Regions from separate parts of the Homo sapiens genome. Here region 2 is linked to region 1. The links are chromatin contacts, found by Hi-C or POLR2A ChIA-PET in ENCODE. All regions are on one chromosome and are shown on one strand. Each heading gives the region's core, a stretch centred on a gene start or an enhancer-like site at or near the end of the contact. The rest is flanking DNA. Distances are from core to core; before and after follow the strand shown.

The links. Hi-C counts contacts between places; a loop is a spot of excess contacts on that map. ChIA-PET counts read pairs that join two places held with the same protein, here RNA polymerase II (POLR2A). Pooled maps may share reads with other maps.
Region 2: a loop to region 1 is called in a map of ascending aorta, with 9 times the contacts of the local background. The contact joins the enhancer-like site here to the promoter of LINC01003 in region 1. A Hi-C loop is called at or near these places in 1 of 168 maps with a recorded cell type or tissue (ascending aorta) and 9 of 50 pooled maps. POLR2A ChIA-PET finds 5 or more read pairs at or near these places in 7 of 52 experiments (GM12878, MCF 10A, OCI-LY7 and 4 more).

What each region holds. Positions count from the first base shown.
Region 1 is chr7:152,457,917-152,465,373 of GRCh38, reverse strand. LINC01003 (long intergenic non-protein coding RNA 1003) reads right to left here and starts at 1,250. Exons shown (of 1, transcript NR_027387.1): 1 at 1-1,250. RefSeq lists enhancers at 325-824, 825-1,326 and a silencer at 599-1,618.
Region 2 is chr7:152,311,555-152,318,319 of GRCh38, reverse strand. It overlaps KMT2C (lysine methyltransferase 2C), which reads left to right. Exons shown (of 59, transcript NM_170606.3): 4 at 2,982-3,182; 5 at 6,374-6,522. Among named protein-coding and RNA genes, the nearest start is that of KMT2C, 120 kb to the left of the region's middle. Within about 2 kb of position 4,084, at least 6 of the 41 ENCODE cell types and tissues checked have a DNase peak (open chromatin) inside an H3K27ac peak, as active enhancers do; they include PC-9, where a contact is called at or near this core.

The DNA.
Region 1 (7,457 bases), core at 1-2,500:
ATGTCTGAAAATGAAGTATTTTTATCTGTTCCGAAACGCCATAATATTGCAAAGAAGCATTTCAAATTATTGTTGTGTGAAATGTTCAAATTTAGCATTCAAATTTAGCGTTTTCCCACATTTTACCCTTCAATTTACACAATTTGGAAGAAGAGTAGATGAGTTGGTCATTGTTACTTAAAACAATGCGTCACCTTGTTAGGGAAAGAAATTAACATAATGGTCAAGGAGTGATAATTAAACAGAACATGACATTTGCTGTCCATTCAATGTTAAAGTTCTAAGCAAATTAGCATGGAGAAAAGGGATGGGTAGAAATAATAACAGAGCACTAGTTGATTAGTCCGCCTCCACATCCACGCTGCAGGCGTTGGACAGATCCGGCTTTACTGAGTCCACCATGCAGGGAAATGGACGCGCGGGCTAAGCGGAATCCCAGGGGCGCGATCGCACCGGCTGGCGTTCCAGCAAACCCTGCATCCCAGGCCCTGGATTCAGGCTGCCTTCTGAGTCTTTGACTTATTTTCCTTTGCCTGGAAACAGAACGCCGCGGTCCGTACCGGAGAGGGAGAAAGTGCAGGACGACCCGCCGGGAAGACCCGAGCGCGTGCGCCTTCCCCGCGGCTCCACGGGCACAAAACGGTGGCTCCGGAGCTCCTAGACCCAGGCAGCCCCAGCTGCGCGCGCGCCTCCCCCCGAGCGCGGCCGGGCTCCCGCGGGAAACAAGCGACCGCGGCACGCGTGGGCGCGGCGGGTGGGTGCCGGCGCCAGGTTCCTCCCGGCTCCCCACTGCGGATCCTCGCGGCTCCTCCCGGCTCCGCCCAGCGGCTCACCCCGCGGACGGGGATCCCTCCGCCCACCGCCGGCCCTTCCGCGCCAAGTAGTGCGACCCCGGCCCCCGCAGCTTCCGCCAACCCAGGCTCGCGAGGACGAGTCCACGGTCGCGGGCGAGAAGGAGCGACGCAGAGACGGCCGGGGGCGCGGGGCAGTCCCGAGGTTTTCCCCGCGAGGCCGCGGGGGGTCTCCCAGTGGCCAGGGAGAGAGCGCGCCCAGGTCCGCGGAACCACGGCTCCTGCCGCGGCGAGCGGGCCGGGAGTCTACGGTCGGGGCAGAGCCGCCCGGGAAGCCGCGCGAGGACGGCGGCCGGCGGCCGGCGGCGGAGGCAGGTGTCCCGAGGCCTGCCCCACCCCCACTACCGCGGGCAGGAAGAGGAAGGAGCCGCGGCCGTGCCTGGCGGGCGGGGGTGCCCGACCCGCGGAGCGCGTGACCTAGTTCGTCCCAAAGTGGATTTGACAGGTTGTCAGCTCCACTCCCCGCCCCCACCGCCTTCCGGGTCTCCCTCCTCTCGGGGGGAGGCCCACCGCCCGCGGTCCTCGGCTCGGCCTCCCATTGGCTCTCTCGCCGCCTGGCGCCCCGCCCTCTCGGTATCACCCTTCCATTGGCTTGGGACCCCGCCCCTGCCCCTAACTCACCCTCCCACTGGCTTCGTGCCGCCTGGCACCCCGCCTCAGCCCAGAGGACCCGGCCCGCCCTCCCATTGGCCTCGCACCGCCTAATTCCCCGCCCTCGCCCCGGCCCGCCCTCCCATTGGCGTCGTTTCGCCTAGTGCCCCGCCCTCGCCCCGGCCCGCCCTCCCATTGGCCTCGAGCCGCCTGGCGCCCCGCCCCTTCCGCGGGCCCCGCTCCCAGCGCAGCCCGGCTCTCTGCTTGTCTGCGGGTTCCTGCGGGCGTTCCTCAGTGTCTGCCTTCTTCCTTCCCTCTTGAGTGTTGCTCCTCTTCCTCTCCTTTTTTCCATGTCTCTCCTTTTTCTGATCTCCTCCCGTTTCGGCAGCCCGAGCGCTCTTGCCCGGTTGCACCCCGCAGCCTGAGCTGGGCTCCCGGTGCCGGCTGCCTGAGCTCCAGGACCTGCCCTGGGGCCCCCTACAACCTTCCCGCCGCTCCCGGAACCTGACCCCTCTGTGCTTCACTTCTCGGTTTTCTTCCCTGAAATAAGCAGCAGCGAATCCCTTCTCCAGGTTTTCTCATGTGTTCAGTCTGCAAGGCTTCTCCCTTTCTCCACCCTGCGCCTCGGTTTCTCCCCCGCTTCCCCGCCCTCCCTAAACTCAGCCAAGTGGAACAGATCTCCCAGCAAAACAAGGCAGAGGGCGAGGATAAAAATGATAAATGTCAATATCAACATTTTTATTGCTTTAGGTTTTTAAAACAGAAAATTAGCAGGAACGCCCAGATCGACCCAGACCTAGGATCAAGATGGAGTTTCTTAAAGTACCAAGTGAGACTGCAGTGACAAAGTCGATTATCCCAGCAATATAATCAGCTTTGCCTGGGGAATTTACTTTTACTTTGTTTTTATTTGTTTGTTTGCTTTGAGATGGAGTCTCGCTCTGTCGCCCAGGCTAGAGTGCAGTGGCGCGATCTCAGCTCACTGCAACCTCCGTCTCCTGGGTTCAAGCAATTCTCCTGCCTCAGCCTCCCAAATAGCTGGGAGTACAGGCGCCCACCACCATGCCCAGCTAATTTTTGCATTTTTAGTAGAGACGGGGTTTCTCCATGTTGGTCAGGCTGGTCTCGAATTCCTGACCTCAGGTGATCCGCCCGCTTCGACCTCCCAAAGTGCTGGGATTACAGGCGTGAGCCACTGCGCCCGGCCTACTTTTAGTTTATGCAGTATTCTGGCGATTTAAAGTTTGTATTTTTTTTTTAATTTTCTGAGCTCGTTTTGTAAATGGCTGCTCTTGAACGTAAGGATAAATTGACTGATGAGGCTGAGGTTTGGAGCCAATCCCCGCACAAGGCATTTGGCATCAAACACGAGAAACCCTTGGCTATTCAAATGAGGAAACTCAAGTAACTTTCCCAGGGTCACTAAAGTCGGAGACCTCAAACGTGGACCCAGGTCAGGCTCCAGAGGTCCACCAGGACGACCCATCATGGCTCATGAATGTATCCGTAAAAATGGCAGAACTGCTCTTTCCAGCTGCCTTCCTACCTATCATGGGGGTCCTAACCGAGCTCCCCATCATGACATTCAAGGCCTACCTTATAGGATCCCTGCCTTACAGGAGCAGTTTCAGTGCAGCAGGCACACTGACCACCTTTCTGCCAAGACCTTTTTGCCAGAGGGCCTTTGCACTTGAATTTCTTTAGACTTTTCGCCTGGCTTAGCTCGTCTGTCACCTTGGGGAGGCATTTTTCTTTCTTTCTTTGTTTCTTTCTCCTTTTTTTTTTTTTGAAACGGAGTCTTGCCCTGTCGCCCAGGCTGGAGTGCAATGGTGCGATTTCAGCTCACTGCAACCTCCGCCTTCCAGGTTTAAGCGATTCTCCTGCCTCAGCCTCCTGAGTAGCTGTGATTACAGGCACGTGCCACCAACCCTGGCTAATTTTTGTATTTTTAGTAGAGATGGGGTTTCACGATGTTGGCCAGGCTGGTCTCAAACTCCTTCACCTCAGCTTACAGGTGTGAACCACTGGGCCCAGCCTCTCCTCTCTTCCCTGCTCCCCTCCCCTCCCCTTCCCTCTTCTCTCTCTTTTCTTTATTTTTCTTTCTTTCTTCCTTTCTTCCTTCGTTTCTTCGTTTCTTCCTCCTTTCCTTTCCTTTTCCTTTTTTTGAGATGGAGTCTCACTCTGTCGCCCATGCTTGGCTCACTGCAACCTCTGCCTCCCAGGTTCAAGTGATTCTCCTGCCTCAGCCTCCCTAGTAGCTGGGATTACAGGTGCCTGCCACCACACCCAGCTAATTTTTGTATTTTTAGTAGAGACAGGGTTTCGCCATGTTGGTCAGGCTGGTCTCGAACTCCTGACCTCAAGTGATCTGCCCACCTCAGCCTCCCAAAGTGTTGGGATTACAGGCATGAGCCACTGCACCTGGCCTCTTTTTCTTTTTTCTTTCTTTCTCTTTCTTTCTCTTTCTTTCTTTTTTTTTTTTTTTTTTTTTTTTTTTTTTGAGACAGGGTCTCTCTCTGTTGCCAAGGCTCCAAGGCTGGAGTGCAGTGGTGCAATCTCGGCTCACTACAGCTTTGACCTCCTGGGCTCAAGTGATCCTCCCACCTCAGCCTCCCAAGTAGTGGGGACTACAGGTATGCACCACCACACCTGGCTAATTTTTTTAATTTTAATTTAATTTAATTAATTTATTTATTTTGAGACAGAGTCTTGCTCTTTCACCCAGGCTGGGGTGCAGTGGCATGATCTCGGCTCACTGCAACCTCCACCTCCTGGGTTCAAGTGATTCTCCTGTTTCAGCCTCCCAAGTAGCTGGGATTACAAACACCCACCATGGTGCCCAGTTAATTTTTGTATTTTTAGTAGAGACGGGGTTTCACCATGTTGGCCAGTCTGGTCTTGAACTCCTGAGCTCTACCTGCTTTGGCCTCCCAAAGTGCTGGGATTACAGGCATGAGCCATGGCACCCAGCCAATTTTTTTTGTCTTTTTTTTTTTTTTTGTGGAGTCTGGGTTTCACATGGTGAAACCCCAGGCTGGTCTCAAACTCCTGGGCTCAAGTGATCCACCCACCTCGGCCTCCCAAAGTGCTAGGATTCCAGGCTTGCACCCCCTCGCCTGGCCTGGGGGAGGCATTTCTGACATTGTACCTAAAGTACCTTTCCCCGCTCCCTATCATATCACCGTGTTTTCCTCAGAGCTCTTGGCACAGTCTGAAATCATTGTTTACTTACTTATTATGGTCTGTTCTCCTTCATCTCCCTTCCACCATTAAGATGTGAGCTGCTGGACACAGGGGCCTTTTCGGTGTTTTTTCTGAACTGTATCTTCAGGGCACAAGGTGAGTGCTCAACAAATCGTTGATGAACAAATGAACAGGTACATTTGCTGTGACCAAATGGACTAACCAAACTGTCCTTCCCTTTGGATTCTGCCACAATTGTATAGACATACCTATAAGTAAGAAAGTTGGGAGAATAGCTATTTTGTTTTTAAATATTTTGTGTTTCTTTGATTCGTGTACTTTATTTCCTGCAATTTTTGAAAACAAATTAGCAACTTTAATTTGTAACAAAAGGATTAAATAAATATCCTCCCCCCCTTTTTTTTTAATCCTGCTATTTCGTGACAAGGAGAGTGGGAAGGCCATTGTCCCAAGGCCACTGTGTTGCCTACTTTTTTTCCAGCTGTTCACAGAATGTAGCCACTGGCCTTGCCCTCACCCTGGCCCCAGGTGGGCAGATAGTTGGCAGGCAGCCCCTTTCTCCAGAGCAGTCTCAGAGGCTCTCTGCTTGGCAGAGGTTTAGAGTGGGGGAAGGGAAGAACTACTGGTTCAGTGTGACCATCCCTGCGGCTCAGCTGCAGCCTCTGCAGTGGTTAAGTGTCATCCCCTCAGGGCAAAAAAGCAGAACATAAGAAGGCCTCTCTTAGCCTCCTCCTTCCTCCCCCTCAAACATACTTCTGGGTTCTGTTCATCAGCTAGATCACAGTCTGATCTTTATCCGGAACCTTTGCACGTGGGGCCCCTTCCACATGCTGAGGCCAAGAGAACCCTAGGTCAGTTGCTGGAGACTTGTAATTTAGTCCTAACTGGCCCCCAATAGGTAATGTATGCTGGGCAAGGTCTAATATCCTCTCTGGGTCTCAGTGACATCATCTGTCTTTGCCTATGTTGTTTATTCAGAGTTTTAAGGATACGGTATAGACGTCTCAGATTTTAGCTGCTAAAAACTATCAGTTCCAAACAAGAATCCTGAGGCTTCCCCTTAGGGCCACAGAGAGGCTGCCAGTAGCAGCAGAAGCCAGTGCTTCCTAATGTATGTTCAGCAGGAGAGAGTGTACTTCTGTTCCGGCATTCCAGTTCAGAGCCCCCAAGTCACCCAATGACTATGGCCAGAAGAATGGAAAGTGTCGATCAGAGTACATCCTTGGAGCAGGGGTGGTGTCGCCTTCTCCATTAAGTGTGTATGTAACTGAAATCTCAATACATTTACGCAGCGGGATGGAGGACAATGCTGAGTAGGTATTCAACAATGCTCTGGACTGGCGCGGTGGCTCACGCCTCTAATCCCAGCACTTTGGGAGGCTGAGGCGTGCAGATCACCTGAGGTCAGGAGTTGGAGACCAGCCTGACCAACGTGGTGAAACCCTGTCTCTACTAAAAATACAAAATTAGCCAGGCATGATGGACGCCTGTAATCCCAGCTATTTGGGAGGCTGAGACAGGAGAATCACTTGAACCTGGGAGGCGGAGGTTGCAGTGAGCCGAGATTGCGCCACTGCACTCCAGCCTGGGCAACAAGAGTGAAACTCCATCTCAATAAATAAATAAATAAATACATAAATAAATAAATAAATAAATAACAATGCCTCGTGAGTAACTGGCACAGTGCAGGACATATCGCATAGCTGATGTTAGCCATTGCTATTGGCAGCAAAGATAACACGTTGTGGGAGAATCAGCCTGGCACCAAGTCATTCTCTCAGGTCCCTAATCTGCCACTAACTACTGTCTTAGTGATGTCAGACAAATTATGGAAATTATACAATTTTAGAAGTGGAAGAGTTCTTAGAGGTCACAGGGCTCAATCCTTCATTGGACAGACTTGGAAACTGATACCCAGAGACAACAGTCTGAGTCTCAGTTTCTTCCTTTGTGAAGTGAGGCTAATAATACTGGTCATGTCTACCCTTGATGTTATGATGAGGATCAAATGAGGTACTGTTTATGTATAAGGCTTGGAAATGCTATTCTTTTTTTTTTTTTTTTTTTTTTTGAGACAGAGTCTCGCTCTTGCTGCCCAGGCTGGAGTACAGTGGTGCGATCTCGGCTCACTGCAATCTCCACCTCCCAGGTTCAAGCGATTCCCCTGCCCCAGCCTCCCAAGCAGCTGGGATTACAGGTGTCCACCACGCCTGGCTAATTTTTATATTTATAGTAGAGATGGGGTTTCACCATGTTGGCCAGGCTGGTCCTGAACTCCTGACCTCAGATGATCCACCCGCCTCGGCCTCCCAAAGTATTGGGATTACAGGTGTGAGCCACCGCCCCCGCCTGGAAATGCTATTCTTATGGGAAGCATTTTATTTGTGTTATTATTAATGTAGTAATTATGCCTCATTAAGGGGAGAAATGGAGAGTGCCTTCAAAGGATAAGCTTACTTGGTTCAAAATGAATAATGGCACTTGAGAGTGTGTGGTGTGTGTGTGTGTGTTCGTGTTCTTGTTAAGATGGGGAAGGTGTAGTTGAGACATGGCCCTTCGTGTACCATTAAGGAGTGGCATAGGGAATTGTTCTTAGGATGAAAGAGATTGGTGTGGTAGTTGGCTATAAATTGAAGTTGTCTCTCCTTGACTGACATTTGAGGAGAGTTGCTGACCTGGTAGGGCAAATCAAGTACTAGGAAAAGGCAACCTCTTAGAGAGAAATCGCATTAGGCCTTTCTTTGCCTTGCTATAAAGAAATACCTGAGACTGGGTATTTTATAAAGAAAAGAAGTTTAGGCCGGGCACAGT
Region 2 (6,765 bases), core at 2,835-5,334, 150 kb after region 1:
ACCCAATTGTTAGATCTAATTTTAATCTAATCTCAAAAATGGTCTTTTAATTGGTGATTTTTGCCTTTTAATTGGTGGTTTTGGTTTACATTATTGTAATGGCTAGTAAGATTTCGTATGCTATTTTAGAAAATGTTTTTTAGTCACTGTATATATGTTTTTTCTTTCTTTTATTTGTTTTTGAGGTGGAGTCTTGCTCTGTCGCCTAGGCTGGAGTGCAGTGGCACGATCTCAGTTCATTGCAACCTCCGCCTCCTGGGTTTAAGTGATTCTCCTGCCTCAGCCTCCCGAGTAGCTTGGATTACGGGCGCCTGCCACCATGCCTGGCTAATTTTTGTATTTTTAGTAGAGACGGGGTTTCACCATGTTGGCTGGGCTGGTCTCGAACTCCAGACCTGTGATCTGCCCGTCTCGGCCTCCCAAAGTGCTGGGATTACAGGTGTGAGCCACCATGCCCATCCTCTTTTTCTTTTTAAAATACAGGCAGGGTCTCACTATGTTGCCCAGGCTGGTCTCAAAATCCTGGGGTTAAGCAATCCTCCTGCCTTGACCTCCCAAAGCACTGGGGTTGCAGTGTGAGCCACTGTTCCTGGCTGAGTTGCTGTAGTGCGTGACATCTAATGAGGTACATGAAGAGGAGCCTTTGTGTGGGTTAGAATTCCCCTGTCTTTGGTCACAGGTGTTAACATAGTCTCACTGTGTTTCACACTTGGCTTCTAGCAATTTCTTAAAAATTTTTACTGAGTTCTTATCACCCTGCTGGTATGATATCAGTGGCCTCTTCCTCAGAGGTGCTATTGTCACATTTCTTTATGGAAGTGTCTTTCATTTGGTGGTGAGTTGGTTGCCTTGTGATTTCTGCCCTCTGATGGGTTTCAGAAAAGTGAATTTGCAGATTCTCTGGTTGGGTTATGTTGTGTGGTTGGGCACAATGTTGTTTGCAGCTTTCTACAGCCAGACCAAAAGCTAGAAATTTCCCTTGACCTCGTATTAAAAAAAAGTCAACAATAAATTACTCTGAGGTGTTTGACCTCCCTTACTTCATACAACCTTTTCTAATTCTTTAATAATTTAAGTACTTCTCTAAAAGTATTTTCATTTTTGATCTGTTGTCTGGCAAAATTTCTGAGGTCTTCTAAGCCAGAGAGTAATTTTATTATACCTTCACATTTAAGCGATAGTTTTGAATATAAAATTGAATGCTAAGGTATTTTTCTGCAATAGCTTTAAAATATTGCTCCATTTTCTAATCAGTGCTGTTACAATCAATGTTGATAAGACTAATGTCAATCTGATTGTTGCTTCTCATGGGTAGTGTTTCTAGGGGAAGAAACAAACCAGAAATGGGATATGGTGAAATAAATGTAAGCTTAATAGCTCAGAGAACATTACAAATAAGGGGATAGTAAGATACTGGCAAAGCATAAGGTGGTGGTCTCTTTTTGGAAAGAAGAAATTTTCTTTTTCAACTTGACTTGATTTTTTTTTTTGAAATTACACTACATTTAATTTGTGTATGTCTCGGTACCAGCAGACAACATAGTTTCTCATGAACTTGAAATAGGTAATTTATTACAAAAACAAAGCTAATTTTGATAAAAGTAATTAGTTGAGAGTCCAATATGATTTAAACCTAAGTTTTAAAAAGTCACCTCAAAAGGCTATAGGTTAGTTCTATCACCTGGTAATGCAAGATATGTAAGATCATGGGGTAAATACTGTAGAGGTAACTTTAATGCCCAAGAAGGAGGATTTGGGTATAGCAGCAGTAAATATCTTGTGAAGTGTAAATATAATCAAGAGGAAGCAGTCCTTTTAATTTCATTCTTTCTAAGATCTCTTAGTAAGTGTATATTCTATATATGTATATTGATTGTTGTCTCTTAATTTTTTAATGTTTTCTCCTTTTTTATTAATAGACTTAGAGCATTTTTAGGTTTACACAAAAATTGAGCTCATTCTCCCACCTCTACCCCCAGCAGTTTCCCTCATGATTAGTATTGTGTGCTGTGTTACAGTTGGTAAACCAATATGGATACATTATTTTTAACTACAGTCCATAGTTTACATTAGGGCTCAGTATCTACCATTATAGTATCATATAAAATGGTTTCACTGGCCTAAAAAATCCCCTTTGCTCCTAATCATCCCTTTCCTTCTTCCAGTTCAGCTCTTCTGCTTCCCTAAAAATCTACTACCACTCAACCCAGGAACTATTTAAGTTTATATTTTTATATCTCCCCGTGTGTATGCATGTGTGTGGTATATATATATCATGCATAATGAACGTTCTATCAAGTGGTTAAATAAAACTGTCACCATATGTTTTACAGAACTGTCATACAGTTGGGTGGCTACTAAACTCTACCTTCTTTCCCATTTTTAACTTGCATTTTTTTTGTTTCCTGAGACAGAGTCTTGCTCTGTCACCCAGGCTGGAGTGCAGTGGTTCAATCTCAGCTTACTACAACCTCTACCTCCCGGATACAAGCGAGGTGCCTCAGCCACCCGAGTAGCTGGGATTACAGGGGTGTGCCACCACACCCAGCTAATTTTTGTATTTTTAGTAGAGATGGGGTTTCACCACGTTGGACAGGCTGGTCTCGAACTTCCACCTCCCAGAGTACTGGGATTACAGGCATGAGCCACCGTGCTTGGCCCCCACCTTTAGCTTTCTTACTTGGATTTTTTTCTAGTCAAATATAAAAGAAAATAACTTTTCTAACTGCTAACTAGAATTTTTTGGATTTGATATGTGTACTACTTTTTAAAATGCTATGGAAAAGTAGAATTCCAAATGTATAATTATTAAACTTAATTGTTCTTATGGGTAATCACTGAATAGACTGTAGAAAATAGATTGAAAAGCTTAGCTTGTGCTTTAGACATAATTTAAAAGCACAAGTATCTATAGTTATCGCTTAAAGCAGTTGAATAAAGCTACTTTTCTCCTTCTCTGACTTACATTTCATTTTTACTAGTGAACAGCTCTGCGCTTTTTGTTACTGTGGGGAAAAAAGTTCCTTAGGACAAGGAGACTTAAAACAATTCAGAATAACGCCTGGATTTATCTTGCCATGGAGAAACCAACCTTCTAACAAGAAGGACATTGATGACAACAGCAATGGAACCTATGAGAAAATGCAAAACTCAGCACCACGAAAACAAAGAGGACAGAGAAAGTAAGCAGTTTCGACTTTAAATGTTGGAATAGATTAAGACTGCATATAATTTATTTCCATTATAATGTTTATAAATTTTCAAATGGGATTGTTCTTGTTGAACAGTTTCTCCTGTTCTCCACATTTATGGGATACTCTGACTCACCATTAACCCAATTAATCCAACAAACTATCCTTTTCACAAATTTTTCTTGTTATTTTTTAAAAAGTTTATATTAATTGTATATGAAAGCGGTGTGATCACAAAACTAAACTTTTGGAAGAAAACTTCAAAGAACATAACACAAGCTGAGAGGGAGGGAGTTCATGGAATTTATAAATGGAAATAATGTAATAATAAAACAGATCAATAAAGTCCTTCTTTTGTTTCTCTAAATAAGCTTTTAATTTTAAGAATATAACATAATACAATAGCAAATCCAGAATTGGTTTTCACTACTCATGTCTTTTGTGTCATTCATTCATCAATCCATTCAGTCATTTATTTAATTTATATATAAGTTTGTGTGCTTCAGAAAATGTTGCACTGTCCTATACATTCTTCCCTCCCTCCCTCCCCTGCCTTCCCTCCCAGAAGATGCTTTTTTCTTTTTTAAGGAATTTTTTTTTTGTAATGATGTGTGTATGTCTGTATTCACGGGCACATTGTAATTACCTAAAGGTCTTGTCTGATATAGTTTAAAATATTTTGTACAGTTGTGTTTAAAGACCATATTAATATGGAGACTTGGCTGTGCTGGTTAAGGGAGTAGAAGTTTCTGTAGTTGATGAGAATGTGTAAAAATTAATTTAGCTTGCAAAGCTAACACTGCCTCTTGAGGGTTATGATGTAATCACTCAAGTGCTTATCTGGCTTATATCCAAATTTAAGTACTAAATCATTGTTGTGTTGTACTTATTTGATTGGCTCATTGTTTTGAACTGCTGCCAATGCCTTGAAGACCTGAAGTAGGAAATGAAACAATAAAAAGAGGGAGAATCTTTTAAAAGAATTTAAGGTGGAACAGTTTAAGGAAACTTAGAAGTACTATATTTGGAGAGTTGTGATGTTTTGGAGGCTATAGCTTTTTCTTTAGTTGTCAGTTGAGTACACACATCTTAATAAAATAATCAAAAGGCCAGCAAACTTAAAATGTCTATTAGCAAATTTAATGGAGTGAATCAGGCTGTATCTTATATCCTCATGTTCTGCCTTAAATAATGGCAATTATATAAAATCCTCTCCTGAGAAATGGAATTGGTTTCATTTCCTTGTTTTAAAAGTGAAATTAATTTTTAGTGAAAATTCTTATGAGCTCAGATAATTATATAAAAATAGCCTTTGTTAAACGAAAGTCTTTATATATACTTAGTGCTTACCAACTTAATAAGTAATGATAATATGGCAGTTAATGAAGTACACTTAAAAATTTGGCATCATTGAAGGGTAGGCAATTAATTTAGCTTGGTAATGATTTCAAATATTTACAAAATGTATGTTGCTAATGAAGTTTAAATAGCTAGTTAATTTAAAAAACAATTTTACAAAGGTTTTGAAAATGTCTTTGCTCATTTTCACTAAATAAAAAAATCAAGAATTTTTTTCCTTTTTTTGTTTTATAACTAAGAATTTTGTGGGTATGCATTTCAGCTGATTCCTCTTGATATCTCTTTCTAAGCTGGGCTGCTGTCATCCTTAGTGTTGACATTGATATCTTACTGATATGGTATATACATACAAACCAGTCTCAAAACTTGAAGGTTGAATTTGATTAAGCTGCTGGTTAGGACCTGATTAGTAATAAATTAGTCATTCTCTTGGTTTTTTTACACCCCTTTCCCTCATCAAATACTAGTGCAAAACAGTATGCTAAAACAACATTTAGTAGTTATAGATGAACTGTTGGTCTTTTTTTTTTCTCCCAATAAAATAACAATGATTTGTAATGGAGCATATATTTGTAGGAATAGAGATTATACTTATAGGAAAGAATTTGTTCTCATTTTACTGTGGGCATTTATTAAAATGAGAATTTAAAGTTAGCATAGCATGCTATACCTTTTAAAAAAAGTCTATGCATTTCTAATGCTGAACATAAAAACATTACTGGTTATTTTTATATGGTTTGATATTTAAATGTACTTATTGAAATATGTTAATACTTTTTTTCTTTCAATGATTCCAGGTATAAAAATGTTTAGTACCCTGGTCATTGTGCTGATTTTCTCTTAATAGGAATCATGATAAATATCCAGCATACAGAAGTGCAGTGAGTTATGATCTATATTCAATAGTGATTTAATCCAGAATTATGATCAGGTTAAATACTATGATATTAGGAGAAGATTTAAGTTTTAGTGGTAGTCATCTGATTTCCCATATTTAATAATTAAGTACAATAGCCATTTTTATTTATTTAATGGTCTTAAATAATACCTAAAGTGTTAGACCTTGAAAGCCTGAAATCTCCCATATGTTGTTTACTTTATTCAATGTTCTTTTTTTAGACTATAGTTTTTGCTGTTATACTATCTTCCTTATTCTACATGCCTTTGGTAGCTATTTTGCTTTTGCTTTTTACTTCCAATTTGTGACATACAGTCTTGATTGAGAGTACTTGCAACGTCATGCCACAGACCAGCTGTTGAGATTTGTTGACGGGACCATAAGAAAGCTACAGCTGATACATTCCATTCCTCCTGCCTCTGTTTTCACACTCTGTAGTGGGTTTTCATTTTCCCTGGAAAATATCCTTTCTTTACACAGTTAACTGCCACCTCTGTTGTGGCAGTCCTCAGTCAAGATACAGCAGACTAAACATTTCTGATTTGATCAAGTTTTGTTTTGTAAGCGTTTAAGTAAAGCCAAAGGAAATACTCAGTTTATGTGTTAAATACAATTCCTGACTAGGATATGAGAGTTGGTTTTAAAAACATTATATTATGGAATGGAAAAACAAATTTACAATTTAATACTTCCCTGTGGGTTTGGAGACTCTTTTTCTTACTTGTTACTTATACGATATAATATGGCAACCCAGTTTAATATTATACCATGGATAATACTAACAGATGAATTCTAAAAGTTGTTTTATGACAGTTAATGGCTGATAAATTAAAATTGATTTGGCAGTACATTGCATTTAAACAGTTAAAAATGAAACAATTTTCTGCTTGTTTTCACTTTCACAGTTATTTTATTTTATTTTCAGAGAACGATCTCCTCAGCAGAATATAGTATCTTGTGTAAGTGTAAGCACCCAGACAGCTTCAGATGATCAAGCTGGTAAACTGTGGGATGAACTCAGTCTGGTTGGGCTTCCAGATGCCATTGATATCCAAGCCTTATTTGATTCTACAGGTATGGGCATGTTTTCAATAATGACTGCCTCTTAATTCTGGAAGCATTTTAATTTTAATACATTATTAATGTCCTCAATAATAAATACCTTTCATCTAGAAATAATTATAATCATACTATAAAAAAATCATTATTAAATATGCCTGGTTAGGTAAAAGAAAAGGTTTATCTATTTAAAATCTGTACAGTACCACCACCGGACTGGATGCTTTTTAAAATACTTGTATTTTTTCTTGTGTAGAT